Linked DNA regions of Homo sapiens: region 2 is linked to region 1. Evidence: chromatin contacts called from ENCODE Hi-C data. All regions are on one chromosome and are shown on one strand. The core of a region is the stretch at or near the end of the contact, and the rest is flanking DNA. Distances in the headings are between cores, read along the strand shown.

Evidence for each region. A loop is a pair of places that touch in the nucleus more often than their neighbours do. Pooled maps may share reads with other maps.
Region 2: a map with no recorded cell type shows a loop between it and region 1 (6-fold over the local background). The contact joins two enhancer-like sites. A Hi-C loop is called at or near these places in 4 of 37 single-sample maps with no recorded cell type and 3 of 50 pooled maps.

The regions. Positions count from the first base shown.
Region 1 is chr18:49,965,131-49,969,047 of GRCh38, forward strand. All of the region lies in intron 10 of MYO5B (myosin VB), which reads right to left. Among named protein-coding and RNA genes, the nearest start is that of SNHG22, 150 kb to the left of the region's middle. Within about 2 kb of position 2,259, at least 2 of the 41 ENCODE cell types and tissues checked have a DNase peak (open chromatin) inside an H3K27ac peak, as active enhancers do.
Region 2 is chr18:50,098,530-50,102,446 of GRCh38, forward strand. All of the region lies in intron 1 of MYO5B (myosin VB), which reads right to left. Among named protein-coding and RNA genes, the nearest start is that of MIR4320, 26 kb to the right of the region's middle. RefSeq lists enhancers at 1,265-2,464, 1,814-1,963. Within about 2 kb of position 1,607, at least 3 of the 41 ENCODE cell types and tissues checked have a DNase peak (open chromatin) inside an H3K27ac peak, as active enhancers do.

The DNA.
Region 1 (3,917 bases), core at 1,009-3,508:
GTCAGGGCCTGACGTACACTGCTGGTGGCCAACCAATAGAAAGGTTCTGGGCATGAAGGAAGATGTGGATGAGAGGGCCTCAAATGACCAACTGGATGTGCAGATAAGACCCAGGCAACAGGATGGATGTGGTCACACTCACCATGCCGGCAACATTATACACACATTGGCAGCTTTAGCTACAAATGCTTGCAGCCCACCTTATATGCTCCACAGCAGCATCAGGCTGAGGGGTGAGAAGGGCAGAAGCCTATGAAGAAGAGATGGACATTTTCCATCTCTTCTCATTCACACACACTTCTTTTCATACAAACACACTTCTTTTCACACACACACACACACACACACACACACCTCTTCTCATTCTATACTGCCCAATGCACCAAATGGACGGCAGTGGCCCCACTAATGAGAGCCCACAGAACACTAAGCCCAAGTGCTCCACAAGTTCTGAGTAATGCCTCCAGCAGCCAAGAGTTAGGCCTTATTATTAATCCCATCCTGTGGCTGAAGAAACTGATGGGCAGGGAGACTGAATAAGCTGTGCTGCCCAAGGCCAGAGAGTCGGTAGGCAGAGGCAGTGTGTGAACCCAGACAGTCTGATTTCTGAGACCACAGTCTTAATTCAGAGAGGAGGAGAAGTTTCATGAAAAAGGAAAAACAGATGAGGTGGAAGGGCTGTGAATATGGAGGATGATGTCCTAGAAGGAGGTATTTGAGCTCATAGTGAATGGGAAAGGGCCAGTAATACCAACGAGGTAATAGCGATGGACACAGGCTCCATTCAGCCCACTCCATGTCTCTACCCTTTCCATTCTTCAGTACAACTAAATTTTCTCAGTGTCATACATACAAAGTGTCATGCAAGCCCTTCCAAATAGAGCATAGTCCCTCAGTACCACCCCAGAGAGAAATGTTGCAGCTGGCCCTGATGGGGGCTGAGGATGGTGGTGGTGGAGAGATAGCACCTGTGCAGAGGGAACACCACAGATAGAGGCATCAGATACCCAAAGGGGCCGGGCCGGTGCCCAGAATACATCAGGCTTCTCCCACCCTGGTGCTCACCTCCCCCATCAGGAGGAGTAGGAAATCATTTAGAGATTAAATGAGTCAACTGCTTGGAGACAAACCACATTAAAGCACAGCCTTTGGCCATGCCCACGTGTGAGAAATAATTCTAGGTTGAAAAAACAAGATCAAAGATGTAAAGTGTATGCTGGGATGAAGGAGGCCACCCCTGTGCACTCCAGACCAAGCAGGAGAAGCACTGTGTCTGCCAGTCACTGCCTTGAATTGGGGCCCTTCCAGCCCAGATGATAGTCTTAAAGACTGAGCTATGTCCCTTAGAACCTTACTGCCTTCCCCGATCCTCCACCCTGAGAGAAGCTGCTGATGGCAGCCAAGCCCCAGAGGAAATTGAATTAATAAAACCTAGGTGGGAGATAAAAGAGCCACCCCAGCAATTGGCCAGATAATAGCAATTGGGTGTGCTGGCAGAGCTGTGCTAAGCTCCACAGAGGATTTAAATATCTCAGACTTGTCATTTTCTAAAGGTTTACACTGGTAGCACTCCACAAAGAACATTCTCATTAATTTGAGATGGACTGAAATTAGCTTGTAATTTTCCTATTTCTAAGATATTATCTGGTAACAATTCCTGTGCCATCTAGCATAATTACTTAAATGCCGGAGGCCCAGAAATGAATGAGGGGCTCGGGCAGCTTGGGGAAACATCTAAAATGACAGACCTCAGAAAGCCACAGTTGGGGAGATTGGGTAACTTTTCCTTTACAATGGAATTATATTTATAGTAATTCCTCCCATCAACAGAGAAGACTTTTTAAAATAAACACAATGAATCAATTTATAGTTCACAACATTAAAGTGTCACAAAGAAATTTATATGCTAAAGAGAACTGAATTTCTCTTGTAAAATCAGTGTTGAAAATATTTAAACCAGAATCCTTGGGCCGGAGGAAGGTCAAAACATAGAGTAAGAATCGATGCTGAAATGTGGCATCTGGTCTCTCGATGGCACAATGATCACACTGTTTCCATTTCTATTTTCATAGTCGAAAAGTATACAATTTCCTTCTCATTCTACCTTAACTTCAGAGTGTAGTAAGGGACACAGATGCCTCTACAAATAAGGTAGTGTCCGTTGGAAAGTGAAACTGCAATAAAAAGTCAATTAGTCACTAAGTTAATGATCAACCTCCTTGAATCTCTCACTCCATGACCTGGAGAGAGAACAGAGAGGCAGTGAGATGCTTTGAAGATTGGGAAACTCTACGTTCCCCTGGCACAGGTCAAAGGAACTAAAATCTCCTAGCTCAGCCTGGTCTTTCCAATTTATAAAGCTCACTCTCCAGCATTCTGCCTTTGGTAGACTGAAAAGATGGACTACAGATTAGATACAGACGATAGCTTCCAGGGAATGATTATTAGAAGTCACACAGAAAATATAACATGGAGAAATTCTCCCTGGAGAAGCCTTTAAAAGCAGGGCCATCATGCATTGAGGTCAGAGAAATGATCCAGACATCCTTTCAAGGTCCCTTTCCATCTTGAAGCCTATAAAATCTCACAAGGCCACCCTGGGTCTGTCAGAGAGGCCAACCCTTCTGATCTCTTTACTGAACAACCTCGGGATGCTGGCTGTACCTTGGAATGGTGGGGCCTGCATTCCGCTCAGGTGCTTCTCTGTGCCTAGATGCCCCCACCCAGGACTAGTTTTTTTAGACAGAACACAATCCCAGGCACTGTTCACACCCCAAGGCGAAGGTCAGTTATTCTTCTTGAGGACCTAAATCCACTCAGTTTGCCAAATGCTCCAATTCCCAGCTCGTCTTCAGGCCTGAAACTCCAATGCAGGACAGGAAAACATCCACTGTATGGCGATCCTCTCCCAACCTAACAGCCAACTGTCCCAAACTATGAAGGCTGTAAAGATGAGCAAGTCACAGTCCCTGCCCAGAAGAGCTACTGGGCAGATGACAGGAAACTAGTACATGAGAGCCTCCCCAAGGAATAGAAATTGTATGTGTTGTAGGCTTTTAAAAGACAATGAGGCCATAGTGTTCCCAAACCAAACTGAGGGTCGGGCTGCTTATTCTCGTGGCCCAATAACAAGATGCAGATGAGCTGGGGAGGAAAAGAGTTTTTACTTTCTGCAACCAGTTACAGGGAGAAGGCCTGGAAATTATCGCCAGCCCAACTCAAAATTACAAAGTTTTTCAGAGCTTATATACCTTCTAAGCTGTATGTCTACATGTAAGTGTGCATTCATCCAAAGACATAAGTGATTAACTTCTAATCTATAACTAAGATCTGAGTCTTGAAGACTTTCCTCTGGAGCCTCAGTAAATTTACTTAATCTAAATGGGTCCGGGTGCTGGGGTGATTACCCTTATCTTGTCTCCTGCTAAATCACGGAGGTTTGGGGAGTTCCTTCAGGCCCCCCAATAAACTTGTTTCTAGAGGCCTGGGGAGTTTCTTCAGACCCACAATAAAACTTGTTTAATCTTAAACGGGTCCTGTTAAGAATTCATTCCTTATTTTGTCATGCTTTAAGGCCCAGGAAGGGCCTAGGCAAGACTCTTGGTGGGCTCTTGTTACATTCCAGCCTTTGTATGAGGGCACTGACTTTTTTAGCTTTTAATATTTAACTTAACCACTCACTCAGTACTGAAACAGTTGCTATAGAGGCCTGCGTTAGTGAGACCTGGACTGCCACATAGTGTGGGAGTACTGGCATGGACAGAGAGAACATGGAACTTCATCTGAGCCTTGGAAGCACACAGTGGTGTCAGGCTCCAGGCACACTCCAAAGGGCCACCTCAGAACAATTCGGGAAGGTGGAGCCTGGCTTTAGAGCCCTCTTGAGCTATGAGGCTTTCCTAGGAGGCTGGGAGACT
Region 2 (3,917 bases), core at 357-2,856, 130 kb after region 1:
ACAACTTAGCTTTGAAAAGGTAAATGTCCAACTGTGTGGTACAGATTGGAAGCACAGTGGCATGGGGACTGGATTAACTGGGAAAGGCTTGCAGAGATGGTAGGATTTATGCAGAAGAAAAAGAAAGTCTTAGAAACAGAAATGAAATAACATAGATAACATGGACAATGTAGTAAGCTCCTCTGTATCATCAATGTAATGACTCCAATACATGCTCTTGGAGCATAAGCAATCCAGGTACCAACAGTGGTCAACTGAGCAGCTGGGAAAGAAACCTTCACCAAAGGACAGCAGTTCAGATGATGGAACCTCTGATCCTTGCAGTCCAGCTCCTGTAATCCCAGAAGAAAACCCTAAGGATGCCAAGGCCACCAGCTTCCTAGTCACCTCTGTCAACACCCAGCCCCACTGTCAAAGTTGTAAACCTTTATACTCCCCTGAATGAATCTGAAGAACAGATTAAAACGGCCTTTATATGAATGATCCAAGCACAACTACAAGAGCTGAATGAGTCTCAGCAACTGCTTAGAGGCTTCAAGCACAAGTTGCCTTTTTTTCTTTCCATTTAATTCATCTTCTGACCATGAATTCAATCCGCATCCAAGCTTGTCTCAATCTGGAGTTTCTTAAAGTCTGAGGATGCACATTTCCAACCTAAGACACAACAGTGTTCATATCTTTTGTACCTACTGTTCAGAATAAGAACAACTGATACAATAAAACCCAAAACACCTGAAACAAAAAAGGCATGTCAAGCAATAATGAGAAGTAGGTTTGGACAGGTAGAGTGGGACAGGATCATGGAGGCTTCTCAACACAGGCAGCTGTTTGATGTTCCAGAGTGGATAAGTGACACAGGAAGACTGTGCTTCAAGGATACTTAGCAACAGTGGGACACACAGTAGAGACTTAGGGAACAGGAGGAACAGAAGTCTAACAAGATGCCATGGTTCCTTCCACTCCCAAAAGCCTGGCTTAGATGCAAAGCCAGCCAGTCAGCCAGCCTTGTAAGTAAAACGTAGTTGATTCTTGGGGTTCTACTACCAACAGGCCACCACAGAACACAAGGATCTTACTCTAAGTGAGACATTCTCAATTAGGGGTGATTTGGGCCCCCAGGAAACATATGGCAAGGACTGGAGCTTTGAGCTGCTTTTAAGTGGTGGGGATGAAGTTCCACATAATTTCAGCAACCATCTTTACATGAATTTGCAGAATAGTTAGCTGAGAAATACACGGTATCTTGTACTTATGTTCCCCCTGTAAAGCCAACTGGCTTCGTTGATGCCAATGGGCACCTGACATTAGATATATAAACTTTATCCTCCACCAAAAGGGCTAAATATAGACTACTATTTACTAGGGCCCGTGTGTGCCTGCCATGGGTTCACTGGGCCAGTTCAGGACACTGGACATAGGACCAGGGCTCCACAGTCTACACACAGATTCTCAGTGTCCTAAAGCAACCTTCAGAGATTTACCTCCCACATCACTATAGGTGCCTTCCAAGCTCAGATCCAAGATACACAGCCAAGATATTTCAGCAACAACCTGGCTAGAAACCGGAAGAACACTATAAAGTCACATGCACATTGGTCCAATGACAGAAGGAAGGAGCTTATTTTCTTTTCTACATGAGCACATCTGTTTGGATATTCACTAGAGTAAATACTTAAATGACTAATTCACAGTTTCACTTTGTCATGGTTAAAGTATTTTATGAGACATCTGCTTCTGCTAAATCAGGATCTTGTTTCCTCCTGAGCTGTCACACTGAAGGCAGGAACATATGATGCTGGTTGTGTTGCACCAGCAAAAGCTTGAGAGAATAACCTTTTCAGACACAAGACTCCCAGCTTCCTTTGGTATCTGTGAAGCATCTATTACTGCAAGTCAACAGACCCACTGACCACAGGAAGACCTCAACTAGTGCACAGAATTATGCTTCAACTATATTCAAGTGAGAAACGGCCTGCATGGTATGGAGGGAAGGGAAGTTTTACCCCTCTGCCTACCACCCTCCCCACTTTCTACTTCTCTCCTCTTTCCCCAAAGCACATCGTACTGACTGGTCAGGGTCCAAGACATTACCTGGTACTAGCTGTTGCTCAGGCACAGTCACTGGGGGCCAAAAGCCACATACTATGCATGCATCTCCCCTCTCTTTTCCAGGTCTAGGGATCAGCAAACCAAACCAGAGCTGAAGATTCCTCCTAAAGCACTGGGCTCTTTCTCTGCTCTCTTCTTCTTGTCTTTGCTTTGCAAGGAACAATCAATCAGAGCATGGCAAGACCCCTAGATGCGGAAGTGGCTGAGGGAGAGCTGGAGCCAGCAGCATCACCCGAAACTGCAGTTTCCCACCCAGAACTCTGCTTTGGGAGGGACAGGGCTTGGGCCAATGAAAACCTAGAACTTCAGTTACTATTTGGCAATTGTTCCTTAAGAAGACCACAGGTCCGGGGAAGGGAAATGGGGAGGTATTGAACAATCAGTTACAAGATGAATAAGCTCCGTGGATCTAACCTACAGCATGGGGACAATAGTTCACAATAGCATACTGTATAGTTGAAGTTTGCTAAGAGGGTAGACCTTAAGTGTTCTCACCACAAAACAAATCCCCCAAAATGGTAACTATGTGAGGTGATAGATGACGAGTATGTGAATTAGCTTGATGATAATCATTCCGCAATGTATATGTACATCAAAGCATCAAGTTGTACACCTTAAGTGCCAATTTTGTCAACTGTACCTTGATAAAGCTACATGGAAGGGAAAAAGAAGGTCACAGGGAAGAGGGGTACTTAGTGAGGCACCAGCCAGGTATCCCTGAGTCCTGGACCATCATATTCCTGTATGGGGCCATCTTCTCTGTAAGTCCTAGGCATATTGATTGACACATATTAAAAAGAAAAAATAACTATAAAAATGCCTCACCTACAGAATGGGAGAAAATTTTTGCAATCTACCCATCTGACAAAGGTCTAATATCCAGAATCTACAAGAAACTTAAATTTACAAGAAAAAAAAACAGACAACTCCATCGAAAACTGGGAAAATGATATGGTACTTCTCAAAAGAAGACATATTTATGCAGCCAACAAACATAAAAAAGGCTCAACATCACGGATTAGCGAAATGCAAATCAAAACCACAATGAGATACCATCTCATGCAGATCAGAATGGTGATTATTAAAAAGTAAAGAAACAATAGATGCTGGTGAGGCTGTGGAGAAATAGGAATGCTTTTACACTGTTGATGGGAATGTAAATTAGTTCATTGTGGAAGAAAGTGTGGCAATTCCTCAAGGATCTAGAACCAGAAATACCATTTCACCCAGCAATCCCATTACTGGGTATATACCCAAAGGAATATAAATCATTTTACTATAAAGACACACACACGTATGTTTATTGTAGCACTATTTACAATAGCAAAGACATGGAACCAACTCAAATGCCCATTGATGATAGACTGGATTTAAAAAGTGTGGTACATATACACCACGGAATACTATGCAGCCATAAAAAGCAATGAGATCATGTCCTTGGGTGAAGGAAGGATTGCGTCCTTGGATGGTTCAAACTGGAAGCCATCATTCTCAGCACACTAACACAGGAGGAGAAAACCAAATACCACTTATTCTCACTCATAAGTGGGGGTTGAACAACTAGAACAGATGGACACAAGGAGGGGAACAACATACACTGAGAACTGTTGTGGGGCGAGGGGAGAGACGAGTTAATAGGTACACCGAACCACCATGGCACACCACATACTTATGTAACAAACCTGTACGTTCTGCATACATATCCTACCCAGAACTTAAAGAAAAAAAAAAGCCTCCAAATCTTAACTCTTAGAAAAGGAAGACAGATTGCTGGGAGGGAACTCACAGCAGGAATACGATCCAGGTGG